Regions from separate parts of the Homo sapiens genome. Here region 2 is linked to region 1. Evidence: chromatin loops called from intact Hi-C (ENCODE). Cell type or tissue: OCI-LY7. All regions are shown on one strand. Each heading gives the region's core, and the rest is flanking DNA. Links, peaks and the distances in the headings are about the cores only. Region 1 overlaps IGSF21 (immunoglobin superfamily member 21). Region 2 overlaps IGSF21 (immunoglobin superfamily member 21).

The links. Peaks named below come from ENCODE experiments on the same cell type or tissue, not always from the same donor. Only the 100,000 strongest peaks of a DNase experiment are listed, where the experiment ranks them.
Region 2: it touches region 1 in a loop (2.2-fold over the local background); 3 of 110 quality-filtered maps call a loop at or near these places.

The regions. Positions count from the first base shown.
Region 1 is chr1:18,274,566-18,281,811 of GRCh38, forward strand. The region is part of intron 2 of IGSF21 (immunoglobin superfamily member 21); the gene reads left to right. Among named protein-coding and RNA genes, the nearest start is that of IGSF21-AS1, 100 kb to the left of the region's middle. RefSeq lists enhancers at 5,808-6,322, 6,323-6,836. In OCI-LY7, for the core only: no CTCF peak of the experiment used is centred there; DNase peaks (open chromatin) are centred at 4,576, 4,986 and 7,046; H3K4me3 peaks cover 2,611 bases; H3K27ac peaks cover 4,293 bases.
Region 2 is chr1:18,231,596-18,238,841 of GRCh38, forward strand. All of the region lies in intron 2 of IGSF21 (immunoglobin superfamily member 21), which reads left to right. Among named protein-coding and RNA genes, the nearest start is that of IGSF21-AS1, 59 kb to the left of the region's middle. RefSeq lists an enhancer at 1-50. In OCI-LY7, for the core only: CTCF peaks have their summits at 3,377 (motif pointing left) and 3,582; a DNase peak (open chromatin) is centred at 3,346.

The sequences.
Region 1 (7,246 bases), core at 2,126-7,125:
GGGCTGTTTTGTGCTATAAGAGCAGAGTTGATTAATTGTGACAGACGCTGTGTAGCCTGCAAATCCTAAAATATTCTTACAGAGAAAGTTTGCTGTCCACTGATCTAAACAAAGGAGTCAGGCCAAGGAAAGGCCCAGAAATCTCTTTCTTGCTTAGAACTAGAATTGGCCACCTAATGACTGGGCATGGTGGCTCGCACTTGTAATCCCAGCACTTTGGTAGGCCAAGGTGGGCGGATCACTTGAGGTCAGGAGTTCAAGACCTGCCTGGCCAACACGGTGAAACCCCATCTCTACTAAAAATATGAAAATTAGCTGGATGTGGTGGCATGCACCTGGAATCCCAGCTACTAGGGAAGGCTGAGGCAAGAGAATCGCTTGAGCCTGGGAGACAGAGGTTGTAGTAAGCCGAAATCGCGCCACTGCACTCCAGCCTGGGTGATAGAGTAAGACTCTGAAAAAACAAAAACAAACAAACAAAAAAGAAGTGGCTACCTAAATTGTGTGGCCCAATGCAGAATGAAAACAGGGGCCTCTTCTTAAAAACCGATTACAAATTTCAAATTTCAGAAGCAGAGTCTTAAACCAACTGCAGAGCCCTTGTAGGCACAGGTCTTTGTGCAGCTCTTGCAGGCTCTGGGCAGAGTTAGAAGTTGCGCTCATGCTCTTCCCTGGGAAACCACACTGGGAGTAGATCTGGGAGGCAGTCTTGACCCAGGGATCTAAGCTGGGGCTTGGCGTCTCCAATCCCCAAGCCAAACCTCCAGAAAGACCAGCCTCGGATCTACTCCCCAAGCCAAGGGGATGGAGAACTGACCTTCCCGTCTCAGCAATCCCGTCCCATTCTTGGAGCCTGGCTGTGATGAGAAGCAGAGGTGGGCCCAGCTGCCTCTCCCACCGGGAGTGTCTTGGTGATCAGACATGCAGCAGCCATAAGAAGACACATGGCAGTTTAATGGGACCCTCTCTCTGACGATGCTGTTCTCCCCATGCTCACCTGGAACTATCTGATGGGGGAGCAGTGGGGAAAGGAACCTCACCTCACCCAACTATGGAACAGCAAAATGAGAACAAGGGCTCATGGAAACCTTCCATGCTAGGTGTCCGCTCAACCCCAACCCCTTAGATTCCTGGACTAAAGTCTGTGTCATCTGCCCTTCCATTGCACAGACACCTGCAGGAGACAGGAAGCCAGATGGAAATGCGGCCAAAGTCTTTATTCCCCAGCTCCTCCCAGTGGGGCCCCTGGGTCCCTCCACCCAAGCTTTTGGGTGGAATTCTTCTTCAGCTGCTGCTCTCTTGGATTCAGGGAGACCTCCCACTCCTTTGCCCCCTTCCCTTTTCTCCTAAGAGGACTACAGTCCCCACCGGTCTCTGCCCCAGTGTTGCCTCATGCCTTATTGGAATTTCTCCGCCGTGCCCATATCTTTGTAAATCACCTTGGAATTAAGGTCTTCTTATTTATGATCTTTTCAAGGAATATCTGTTTCCTGCTGTGCCCTGCCTGGCACAACCATCTTCCCCCAACCCAAATGGCTTCAGTCAAATAGAGCCTTGTAACAGATGGAAGTTGCATCCACACTTCCTCTTGCAAAGGTGGGTGCTGAACAGGGCTCCTCCTTGGCAAGAAGTTGACCACTGTTCTGGCTGAGCAATTCTAATGCTTCCCCTGGTGTCTGCTGGGATCACTGGGTAGTATTCAGTGGGCGGCTGATCTGGTCTGCAGGGGTCAAGGCAGCTTTACCCACCTGCAGGCATGGCTAGAAGGCTGGCTCAGCAAGGTCCCCCTCCTTCTCCAGGTGGCCTCTCTAGCACCACAATGGGATGTCTTAAGCAGCAGCTCAGGATGTACTTGTTCCCAGAGCCCTGAATGAAAGCTTCCAGCCCCTAAGGCTTGGGCTTGGAGATTGGCACACGTCTGCCACGTCCGCCAATTCTATTGGTCAAAGCAGTCTCCAAACATGTCTAGTTTCAAAGGGAGAGATCGTAGACCCCCCGACCCCCGCCATCTCTAATGCAGGAATCTCAAAGAATATGTGCCATCTTTCATCTACCACACATTCCTTCCTCTCATTATCATCACCTTCTTCATTTGCTGAGAGCTGGGGTCACAAGCCATTGTCTGGGGCCAAATTTGTCCTGCAGATTGTGTTAATTTGATCTACACTGGGGTTTCTGTTTTTAATTAGATGACTTGGACCTGCATAGACTCCCTGTCTCAACACTGGTCCCACCCTTCCCGCTGCCTGCCAGGGGCTCTCTCCTTGGCTCCTGGGGCCATCGTTTGGTGGTCCTGGACTAACAGGTGCATGGGACCAGTCAGATGGGCCACACACAAGGACACTCATACATACAAATTATCAGAACTTTTATATAACTCATCTCTCCCAGCCCAATTTCTGGAAATAAATGCTGGTTCAACAAATGTGTAGACCTTTTCTGAAGTCTCCAAGATGGTGTTGGGGAAAGAGACAGGACTGAGAGACCCAGGGGCCTGTGTTCTTGTCACCGTACTGCCTGGTGGCCTTGAATAGATCGCCTGGCCTCCCTGGGCTGTTGCTTCTGCATTGTGCAGAACAAAGAAAAGATGTCACCCCTGCATCGTGCAGGACAAAGGCTGGGGTCACCCCAAGTTTGAGGCCCAGCTCCTGCCTCTTGTCTCAGGCCGATCACTCCATCACTCTGGCCTCGGTTGCCTCCTTTGAAGATTGGGGCCATAACGTGAATCCCGTGGGGTGGTTGCAAGGATGAAATACAGTGCCAGGCACGGAGCACTTGGTCCTGACAGGCCCTCCTGTACACTCTGATGCTCTGTGCCTGCGTGGGGCCTTCAGAGGCCAAACTCCCCCGCCCTAGCTGAGACTCACTCACCTCTGTGTCTAGCACAGGGGCTGACACATAGTAGGTGCTCAGGGAACCCTTGTTGGATTGGACTGACCCTTTGTCAAACAAAGCAGTAGCAAGAGAAATGAAAACGTGACTTTTTTTAAAAAAAAGAAAACTTGTGCAAGAATGTTCTTAGCAGCTTGAAGCATAGCAGAGCCCAACTGGAAACTGTCCAGGTGCCTTTTAACAAAAGAACAGCTTAACAAACATAGCGTCTCCTTGACATGGAATACTACTCAGTGATTAAAAGGAATAAACCATGGTACACACACAGCAGGGGTGGATCTAAAAAATATTATGCTGGGAGAAAAGAGCCTTCCCTGGAATCTACGTACCGTATAATTCGTTGATACGAAATTCTAGAACAGGATAAAATGTGACAAACAGATTAGAATAACGATCATCTCTCGGGTGAGGTTTGGCTGGGAAGGAGCGGAGGGAATTTTCTGGAGTAATGGTAGTGTTCTGCATCCTGAGAAGGGCTCAGCTTACACTGGTGCACGCATTTGCCAAAACTCAAAAAGAACCCTGAGTGGTACTCTTGAGATTTGTGCAATTCATTGTGTGTAAATTTGACCTCAAAAGAAAAGGAATTGTAAATAAATATTGAACTCTAAATAGAAGGTTTAGGAGTAAACTGTACAGGTGTCTGCAGCTCACTTTGGAAGGCATCGAATAAATAAGGCTGTGTGGCTGCATCGAGAGGGATGAATGGAGGGTGGGGGGAGATATGATAAAGCAAACATGGCTGCATTCATTTATTTATTTATTTATTTATTTATTTATTTATTTATTTATTTTATTTTGAGACAGAGTCTCACTCTGTTGCCCAGGCTGGAGGGCAGTGGCGCGATCTCAGCTCACTGCAACCTCTGACTCCCAGGTTCAAGCAATTCTCATGCCTCAGCCTCCTGAGTAGCTGGGATTACAGGCGCCCCCCCAACACACCTGGCTAATGTTTGTATTTTTAGTAGAGATGGGGTTTCACCATGTTAACCAGGCTGGTCTCGAACTCCTAACCTTAAGTGATCTGCCTGCCTCGGCCTCCCAAAGTGCTGGGATTACAGGTGTAAGGTTTTTTTTGTTTGTTTGTTTGTTTGTTTGTTTGTTTGTTTGTTTTGAGACAGGGTCTTGTCCTGTCACCCAGGCTGGAGTACAGTGGCGAGATCTTGGCTTATTACAGCCTCAACTTCCTGGGCTCAGGAAATCCTTCCACTGCAGCCTCCTGAGTAGCTGGGACTACAGGCACATACCACCATGCCTGGCTAATTTTCTGATATTTTTTGTAGAGATGGGGTTTCACCATGTTGCCCAGGCTGATCTCAAACTCCTTCGCTCAAGCAATCTGCCTGCCTCGGCCTCCAAAAGTGCTGGGATTACAGGCACGAGCCACTGCACCCAGCCCATGTTCACATTTTAATTGTGGAAGCCAGGTAATGGGTATATGGGTGTTTGCCTTAAAGATTTTTACACTTTCCTGCATGTTGGGAAATGTTCGTAATCAAATGTTGGGGGAAGAAAACATGAAGCTATAGAACTAAGCTAGGGCTTGTCTCTGAGCCTCATCTGTCAAATGCAGACAGCACTACCCAGACGGGCAACCCTGGGATCAAACGAGAAGCAGTGAATAAAGAGGAGCCCATGGGGACGTGGCAGGAAGCAACTTGATTCTTCTAAGCAAGCGGGGCCCCACCTCCTCATTTGGATCTCAGCTTACATGTGACCTTCTGAGGCTGCCCTCCCCTGGCCACCCATCTCTTGTAGCCATCACCCTATGTTAATGTCTGCATGGCAATTCTCTCTAGCTGATACATCTCTTCCATCTTCCTTAATTTAAGGTATATGGCTCCTGACAGTAGAATGTGGATTCTAGGAGAAGAGGGACATTGTCTAATTCATGGCAATATCTCTGGCACATAGTGGGGACACAGTAACTCTTTGTGGAATGAAGGAAGCAATGAGTAGGGCCTGCATATGCTCTATCGTAACCCCTCAAGTGTAGAATTCTGCCACCCAGAATTTGCCTAGTGTTAACGCCACCCCCATAGAACAGCAGGAAGAGAACTTAGCAATCAGCCATCCCCTGGGCCCCATTTAACAGATGGGGGAGCCAAGGCCCAGAGAGGGAATGCAAATTTCCCAGCATCCGCTACCAGTGAGTGGCTGAGCAGAGATGGGGCCCAGGTCTTCTAGCTCCCAGCTCAGTGTTCTTCCTCTCCAACTGGCTGCTGGAGCTCGTGGTAAAGTGCTGATTCCCAGGAACAGCCGGCAGATGGACAGACAGGCTTCACTGGGCTGGGCTGCCCTGATGCCATGTGTTAATTACAGCAGACAGGATATGCCAGCCTAGCAATGTTTGCCGGTGCACCCGCCCCTCGTTTAGCAGGTGGGCAGGCTGGCGCAGGCCACTGATCTGCCACGGGTCTGCCGGCGGCCGATCATGCTGACACAGGCCCAATTGTGCACAGCGCCTGCTAAGTGGGGTGGGCCAGGCAGATTGGCACAGCAAGGGCCCTCTCCGAGGACTGGCAGCCCCTTCTGACTGCATTGGTCAGCCAGACTGGTACAAGCTGGGCATCTGTCCCATGATGAGCCCTTGCTGGACACAACCTGTCTACACAGGTGTGCCCACTGACCGGCAGCCCGGGGGGTGACACGGGGACTGAGTGCTGAGCATGACCATGGGGAGACCTTGTAGGGGGTGTCACAGGCAGGGGATGTGGGCCAGAACCTCACACACAGGTACACAGATACTGGGATCAGATAGGACTCTGCCATGCTCCCGCCCCCCACACCTGCCCTGTTGACTGGTGGGATCCAAAAATCAAGTTTGCAGCCCTGAAAGAGGGGCTGGAAAAGTGGTCTCTTCTCTCCAACCCAATGCCTCTTCCCAATTGCCACTAGTTCTACTGTTCACACTGCAGCCAGGGGGATTTCTCTGATACCAATGGAGCTGATCACTCTCCTGTTTGAAGCCTTCAATGGCTCTCCATTTCCCTCCAATAAAATAATAGTAATAATAATATGCATTATTAGCATTTTACAGCTAACAGCACTCAGTTATAGCATGTGTACTATGTGAAAGACACCTTCTAAGCACTTTATAGGGAAGAACCCGATTCATCCTCCACCCTAGATGGTGGTGCTATTGCTATCCTCATTTTACAGGTAAGGAGACTGAGACAGGGAGATAGGAGATCTCAAATTGACTTGAACCTAGAGGTCTGACTCCAGAGCCTAACCACTACCAAACCCAGACTCCACATGTGTGAGCCATGACCCTCCCACACCAGGCCCTTCTACACAGCACCCCCAGAACTTGTCCTGAACCCCCCTCACTCTCTACCCAAGCCTTGCCTTCTTGTTGATGCCTGGGGACCCCCATGATCTCCTCCTGTCTGCCCCGAAGGCTCTGCTTCAACCTCCAAAGCAGGGCTCAGGGTCCCCTTCTGGGCAGGGCCTGCCCTGGACCCTCCCTGGCAGAGCTCCCCGGCCTGCACGCCAGTGCCATTTCCACTCCATGTCAGCAGCCTGCTGCTGAGCGAGCACCTGCTGCTAATGTTTCTCTCCTGACCCCAACCTCCACCTCACCCATTCTGTGAACTCCCTGATGACCCCTCTGTCCACAGGCCTGGCCTGCAGGAGGTGTTTATGAATGAAGAAATGAACGAATGAATGAATGAATGAATGAACAGGCAAGTGAATGAATGAATGAACAGGTGAGTGAATGAATGAATGAATGAACAGGTGAGTGAAAGAATGGGAAGCTGAGGTCACTGGGGTTACAGGAATGCACACCGAGGGTGTGTAGTGAAGAGTGGCTTTCTGCCGGGCATGGTGGCTCATGCCTGTAATCCCAACACTTTGGGAGGCGAGGTGGGTGCATCACCCTGAGGTCAGGAGTTCGAGACCAGCCTGGCCAACATAGTGAAACCCTGAGGTCTCTACTAAAAAAAATATAAAAACTAGCCAGTCGTGGTGGTGGGCACCTGTAATCCCAGCTACTCTGGAGGTTGAGGCAGGAGAATTGCTTGAACTCAGGAGACGGAGGTTGCAGTGAGCTGACATGGTGCCGCTGCACTCCAGCCTCAGCAACAGAGTGAGACTCTGTCTCAAAAAAAAAAAAAAAAAGAGTGGCTGTCATGGAGACACAGGTGGCTGAATAAGTCCCTCCTCCTTCCTCCTCAGCCCACTCCTTCCAGAACACAAGAGGGGAGGGCATTTGTTAAACTGGGAAAGAGCCCCCGAGCCCCTCTCTTTAGGGGCAAGCCATGTGACCCTGAACCCTGTCTCTAATGCTGGGATTTTCCAAGAGCATACTTGTCGGGAGGCAGGGAGGAGGCAGCGAGGAGCTGGACAT
Region 2 (7,246 bases), core at 1,490-6,489, 44 kb before region 1:
TGTTAACATTTAAATTAAATCAAATTAATTTTAAAATTCATTTCCTCAGTCAGACTAGCCACATTTCAAGTGCTCACTAGCCACCTATAGCTGGTGGCCTCCATATTGGACAGATGAAGTATAGCACGTTCCCATCACTGCAGGAAGTTTCACTGGATAACCTGCTGTAGAACATTGAGATTTTCTTTTGCAGCCTCTGGAATACACTGTGCTCACCTGACAAGAGAATAGCAGTGAGTGATCATTGAGTCAGTTTTCCAGGCAAACTTGCCCTGAAATGAATTTTAGTAAGATGGATCTCATTTGGTAACCTGACATCATTAGATCGTGTGTGTGTGTGTGTGTGTGTGTGTGTGTGTGTGTGTGGTGAGGGAGGGTGAAAAAAGGGAGATGGTCATCATGCTCAAATCACTTCTTTGAAAACATAAAGATGTCAAGAGAGTTGTCATCCCTCTAAGGTGCTGAGTATCGTAGTTGTCTATTAAAGCCCTGTCCAACTTGAGGATGCTTTTCACCATCCCCCTCTGCTTTCTCCACTGTTACATGGGTTCATCTCCCAGATTTGAGTGTCCAGGCTTCATCTTCACAGCTCATATAGATAAGCTCCAGACAGCTTTTTTTTGGCTAATAGAGTAGGGGTGCAATTCCATATTTCACCAGTAGGAGGCTGTCAGCTAATAACTAATCTACCCTAGCACTTAAGTTGGGACTTGGTTCAAGAAAATGAATAATAAATAATGTTCTTTACTTAATCATTCCTATTTACATCTGTAACTGGGGACTTATTTATTAATGCTGCTTATACTAATTTGAGTGGCTGACATTATTGAGCCTTTACTATGTGTGAGCACTAGATCAAGTGCTTTACATACGTGATGACATTTCATTTTCATATTTTCACTGAAAGGTAGATACTATGATTAATTCTATTTTCCAGATGAAGAAACTGAGGCCATTCGAAGAGACTGTGTCTCGGGTCATGTTGCCTTCCCTGACTTCTCCAGAAAGCTGTAGGCACACCCTCCTCCATGAATCCTCTGTGTGGGTCTTTACACTAGTGCTTACCTCATCATGTCAAAATACCTGCCCCTGGACCATGACTATCTGAAGAGCAAAGACTGTCTTTTCTCCTGCTGTATTCTTGACACCTAGAGCAGAGTCACCTCAGTGAACATTTGCTAAATTAACAAATCATGGAGCTATAATGTGCACCTGTTGACAGACCATGCTATGTAGCCCACTTCTGTCTCATGTGGGCATCTGTGTAATGTTGATAGTATCTGTTGGTCAGGGGGTGGGGAGTGTGGGTCTTTGGATACTCAGGGGGCTTTGTTAAGTATGAAGGAAAAGGGAACATTTCTTATTAGGAAACACTGTCTGAACTCATTTGGTTGGAGGCCGCCTGCCCAGCAGGCAAAGCCGAAGGTCTGTTTATATCATGGAACTCCATTAAACAGCCACAGAGAATCATGGGAGTTTAACCTTTTACAGCAGTTTTTATCATCCCTCCTTTGTTTTCTCTCCTTCTTTTACAATTTGTTCCCAGGAGCCACTCTGGGCCCAGGTTACAAGGCCACAGAAAAGAGAGCCAGATAGAGAGAGAAGGAGATCTACAAACAGTGATAACATCCCTGCTTTCAGTACCCCTTTATCTCACCTTTTTCACCATGTGGGAAGATGCATACCTGGGTGTGTGTTTTGTGGTGCAGATGATGCGACCTCGCCAGGTGATCGTCCCCTCTGGGTTCTGCTGGATGCCTCTGCAATGAGGGTTTGTGGTTGCTTGGGACCATTTGAAAAGGAATTGAGACTAGAGGCTGGGAAGGCTGAGGTAGGAAGAGAGAGGACTTGAGCATCAGAATACCTGTGTGTGAGTTTGACCTTGGGTGGTGACCTAACCTTTCAGCCTTTTAGAAACTTCACCTGAAATTGGGCATGAAAACATGTATTTTGTAAGCTTAAATGAGATAATGTCTGCAACCAAAAGACCCCATTGTTCAGCTCATTGTGGCACCTATTCAATGATAGCTATTGTCATTTCATGTCTGTTGATAGCTTACAGGATCTAGAGAGGGAAATTATAGAATAAGAGGGGAAGGTATTTGGGGAGGATCACCACGGTTAGATTCCTTGAATTCCATCCTACCACCTGCATTCCCAAGGGATATGGGCAGAGACAACGCTTTAAATGGTTATGCTGGTGAACTCACTGGGTTTCAATTCTTGGAAACCCAGTGGCTTAACACAGTTAAGCCATTTCAATGGATTTTAGCTCTCCCTGAAACAGGGAGCTATTTCAAAATGGCTTTACTATCATTGGCTCTCTCTCAGTCCCAGCCCTTCACAATGTTTCATTATTTGAAGCAAAACTGAAAATGATGATCCTAAGGAGACAGGAAACAATACAGTCCAACCATATCATAAGGGCAAGAAGGTAGGTACACTCTCGGGTGACCAAGAGAGACCAGCACCAAGGTCCCAGAGGATGGGTCTAGACAACCCCTTTGGCCCTTCTTGCTTGGCAGCCACTCATCCTGGCTGCTCTTTGCTACTCCTCTGACCCCACATTCTGATCTTGAGTTCAGATCTTACAGATATAAGTCTGGAAAAGGATGTGAGTGAGGAAGACAAAAGCCAGGGTTGAGCCAACCCAACTTGCCTTGTCTAGGCCTCCTTCCCCAACCCCTGGCCTTCCAAAGAGCCAGGTTCTCCCTGATGAGGTATGTCCAGTGCTCAGTCTTATCATATCAGTCACATGGGAAGGAAGAGAAGGCAGCCAGAGAGGGCCCACCAAACAATAGTTGATTTTACAACAAATGTAATAACACATAAACAGGAAATAAGAACAAGTTCCCAGGTCTACTTCCATTGTAATCTGTATTCGTCTGTTCTTATGCTGCTATAAAGAACTGCTTAATACTGGGTAATTTATAAAGGAAAGAGGTTTAATTAACTCACAATTCTGCAGGGCTGGGGAGGCCTCAGGAAACTTACAATCATGGTGGAAGGGGAAGCGAACACGTCCTTCTTCACATGGTGGCAGGGAGAAGTGCCAGCAGGGGAAATGCCAGGTGCTTATAAAACCATCATGTCTTGTGAGAACTCACTATCATGAGAACAGCATGGGGAAAACCATCTCCATGATCCAATCACCTCCCACCGAGTCCCTTTCACGAACTTGGGAACCACAGTTCAAGACGAGATTTGGGTGGGGGCACAGCCAAACCATATCACAATCCTTTAATTCAACCCCAAGGAAAACTCCACCCCTAACCACAGCTGTTAAGTTGTAACCATCCAGACTCATCACACTGAGCTCCTCCTCCTGGGGATGGGGTGATGGGAGAAACCTTCAGCTCCCTCTAGAGGCCAGAGTGTGAATCACAATCATTGCAGCCCTGATCCTTGATCTTTAATGGAAGTTCTATTGGAAACCGGCAGGGGTACCTGACTCTGACAGCTCATTAGACTTCTCAGAGGCCACTAAAAATACACTGTTGTCTGAGACTCATTCTACAGTTATTGAATCTGAATTTCCAGGACTGGAGCCTCAGGGCATTTGTACTTTTAACGAGTTCCCCAGATGACAGTGACGCACTCAACCCAGCCACGGAGCATGTCATGGCGTTTGTGAAACTCTGATAGAGGGAGCTGTTCCATGCACTCATCCAACATTAATTCAACACATATTTATGAAACCAGGATGGTTCTAGGCACTGGGATTTCATCAAGGAAGAAGACAAGATCCTGTGCTCACACAGTTTACCATGGGGGAGGAGTTAAAAAGATAAACAAATAAGGAAGATACCAGCTAATGATAAGCGCAGTGCATATAATTAAAATCGAGTGGTGGGATAGAAAGAGATTGTGTGGTCAGGAAAAGACATTTAAGCTGAGATCGCAAAGGCAACAGGAAACCTACCATGCCAAGGGAAGAAGGCAGAATAATCCAGGCAGAGGGGAAAGCAAATGCAAGACAGTTCTGTGGGAAAAAGCTTTGTGTGTTCAAATAACAGAAAGTGCATGTGGCTGGAACAAAACGAATAGGGGGTGATGTTGGAAAAATGGGCAGAGACCGTTCATACCAGGCCCTGTGCTGTAAGAAACTGAATCTGGAGTTATTCTAAGGGCACCAGGAAGCATTGAGTTTAAGCAGAGAAGTAACAGGGTCTGGTTTACTTTATTAAAAAGGTCACTTCTGGGTGGAGAATGGTTTGCAGAGGAGGTGAGAAACTGGCAGCAGAGGGGTCACTTGGAGGTTAGAATAGTTCAGGCAAGAGGCAACAGTGGTTTGGTTGACTACCAGGATGGTGGTAGTGGAGATGATGGAAGGGAAAAATGTTCTGCTTATGATTTGCAGGTAGAAGTTAAGGGCTTGCTAACATGTGGAAGGGATGAGAGAAGGGGGGATTCAGGATGACTCCCTGCTTTGGGGCTTCGGCTGGGTTTGCAGGAGCAGTGCTATTTAATGAGACAGGGAGGACAGGACAGGAGAAGCAGGTTGCAAGGTGATATGGTTTGGCTATGTCCCCACCCAAATCTCAGTTTGAATTGTAATAATTTCCATGTGTCAAGGGTGGGGCCAGGTGGAGATAATTGAATCATGGGGGCAGCTTCCCCCATACTGTTCTCCTGGTAGTGAATAAGTCTCATGAGATCTGATGGTTTTATAAATGGGAGTTCCCCTGCACAAGATCCTCTTGCCTGCCACCATGTAAGATGTGACTTTGATTCTCATTTGCCTTCCACCATGACTGTGAGGCCTCCTCAGCCATGTGGAACTGTGAGTTCATTAAACTGTCCTTTTATAAATTACCCAGTCCCAGGTTTGTCTTTATTAGCAGTGTAAGAACAGACTATTACACAGGGACAGGCGTCAAGCACTCTCTGTTGGCTATGTTAAGCTGGGAGTGCCTCTAAGACATGGAGATGGAGCTGCTGCAGCCGCTATTGAGGCCACAAATCTGGAATGTTGGGGAGAGGTGAAGCCTGGAGACTTATACTTGGCATTGTCAGAGAATGGATGGTACCCAGTGCTAGACCCTTGGGCACTCCAATATTTAGAGATAGAAAAGTAGACCAACAGAGAGGCTGAGAAGGAGGAGGAACAGCCAGCAAGATGTGAAGACGGTGAGGAGTGGAGTGTCCTGGATTCCAAGAAAAGAAAGTGGTTTCAGAAATAGTAGAGTCAGCTGTCAGCTAGCTGTGTCTCACACTCCAGTGAGTGACTTGAGAGCAGAGAAATGACCATGAACTTGGTAACATATGGAGCCCACTGGGGACCTGGGCAAGGGCAGATTCCTTGGAGGTCGTGGGGGCTAATGCCTAGCTAGAGTGGGCTGAGGGGTGCATTGAGATCAGCAGTAACATGGCCTTGAGATTTTGTCTAGTAAAGAGTTTTGAGCTTGAACATCTGAACAAACCTTTGCAAGTAACATGAAGACCCAATTGCTTCTATTGAATCCACTCCTATTTGCATGTCATTCATAAAATTACAAGCCCACTGTCTTTTCCTACCATCCTTAGCCTTTCAATCTGGGACTGGTGGCAGCCTCGCTCTCCTCATCGAGAATGTGAAAGTGGCAGCCGAGAGCGTTTAGGGGATTCTAGTGTAATTAAAAAATGCATTTGGTATTTGAAAGAAAAATCCTGCTCTACCATTTAATTAACTCAGTGGCCTTGGATGACAACTATTCCCAAAACTTCCTAGGCACTGTACACAGGTCTGAAGGTATAAAGAAGGACAGGTGGGCCCACTCCCCTCGAGGGGAGCGCTTCCCGTCCAGTTGCCCATCATCAAGTTGTTAAGTTCTGTTTCATCACCTGGCCAATGGGCTTGACTGCACTTTCCCTAAGGATCTCACAAAGATTTGTGCAAAACAGACGAAAAGCCCCACAGACGAGCTGCTTCTGTCCCCCGTGGCGCAGGGGAAATAGGCTTCACATATATTACTTCATCTTCTCTTTTCCGCCTGGGCAAATCTTACTCATTCTCTCCTCTGTGAAGCCTTCTGACCCCTCTCACCAAAGCAGAATTAAGAGATCACCTGCTGTGTTCTCTCAGCGTTTTGTACATTCTTCAATTAGAGAGACAGCACCTGGTAGCTTAGTTATTCATCTTTGCATCTCTTGCGGAGTTTTATTTTTCCGCTTCTCCTATGTGTCATTCATAAAATTACAAGTCCATTGTCTTTAGCCTTTCAATCTGGAACTGGTAGCAGCCTTGCACTCCTCCTTGAAAATGTGAAAGTGGCTTCCCAGAGAGTTTAGGGGATTCCAATGTAATTAAACAATATATTTGGTATTTGAAAGAAAGATCCCGCTCTAGCCCTTCATTTATGAATGATCCTTGGGCCAGGGATTCTATGTGGGGGCCTCAGGGTCCCTAGGAAATATGTGGATGGGCTTCTGGGGGTGCTCAAACCCCAGAAAATATGCCTAATATGTTGTGTGTGTTTTTGTGGGAGAAAGGTGCAGAATATTCTCAAAGGACTCTGTGATGCCCCCATGCCCCAACTGAAAAACCCAGGAAATGCAACAGCAGGCATGCAGGTGTTCGCTGAGTGTGAAATGTGTAGGGCATCTCATTATCTCCACTCTTGGGTCATCAAGGTCCATATTTAGGTTGGCTCTACCAGACCCTGTAGCTGCGAGGTTGTGCCAGATGGCCCATGAGTGGTCCACGAGCTTCCAAGGAGTGCAGTGGGGAATGGGGGTGAGAGGTGAGGCAGTCAACCTTAGGCAGGAAGAGCTGCTGTGTGATTGGGATCCGTCCAGACACCACAGCTCAGTCAGCCTGGATTTGTGCACAGATGCCCTTGGACGGGAAGAGGAGATAAGAAGCAGGGTGGTGGGGGAAGACTGGCTTTGGCCACACATCACTGTTCTCCCTGGCTTGAAGGGGAGCGGTTTTTGACCAAGCAAATCCATCTTCTCTTGGGGATTAAGATCAGTTTCTGATAATGGCAAGGAGACCACTTCCCTGGTCCACATGGGGTTGATAAGAGCTCTTGGCTTCCAAACTCTTGAGAGGGGGTGCCAACAGCTGAAGTGGACACCCAAATAACCAGGTGTTTTGTTAGACCACATGCAGAGTCCACCAGTGATGGGCTCCCACACTGCATGGGTGAGAAAGACACGGCATATCTAAGGATAACACACTGATGGCTCAGCTCACTTCACTTACCAAGAAAAGAAAAGAGCAAGGGCCTGGGACACACCATCCTGCTGTGTGATCTTGAAAAAA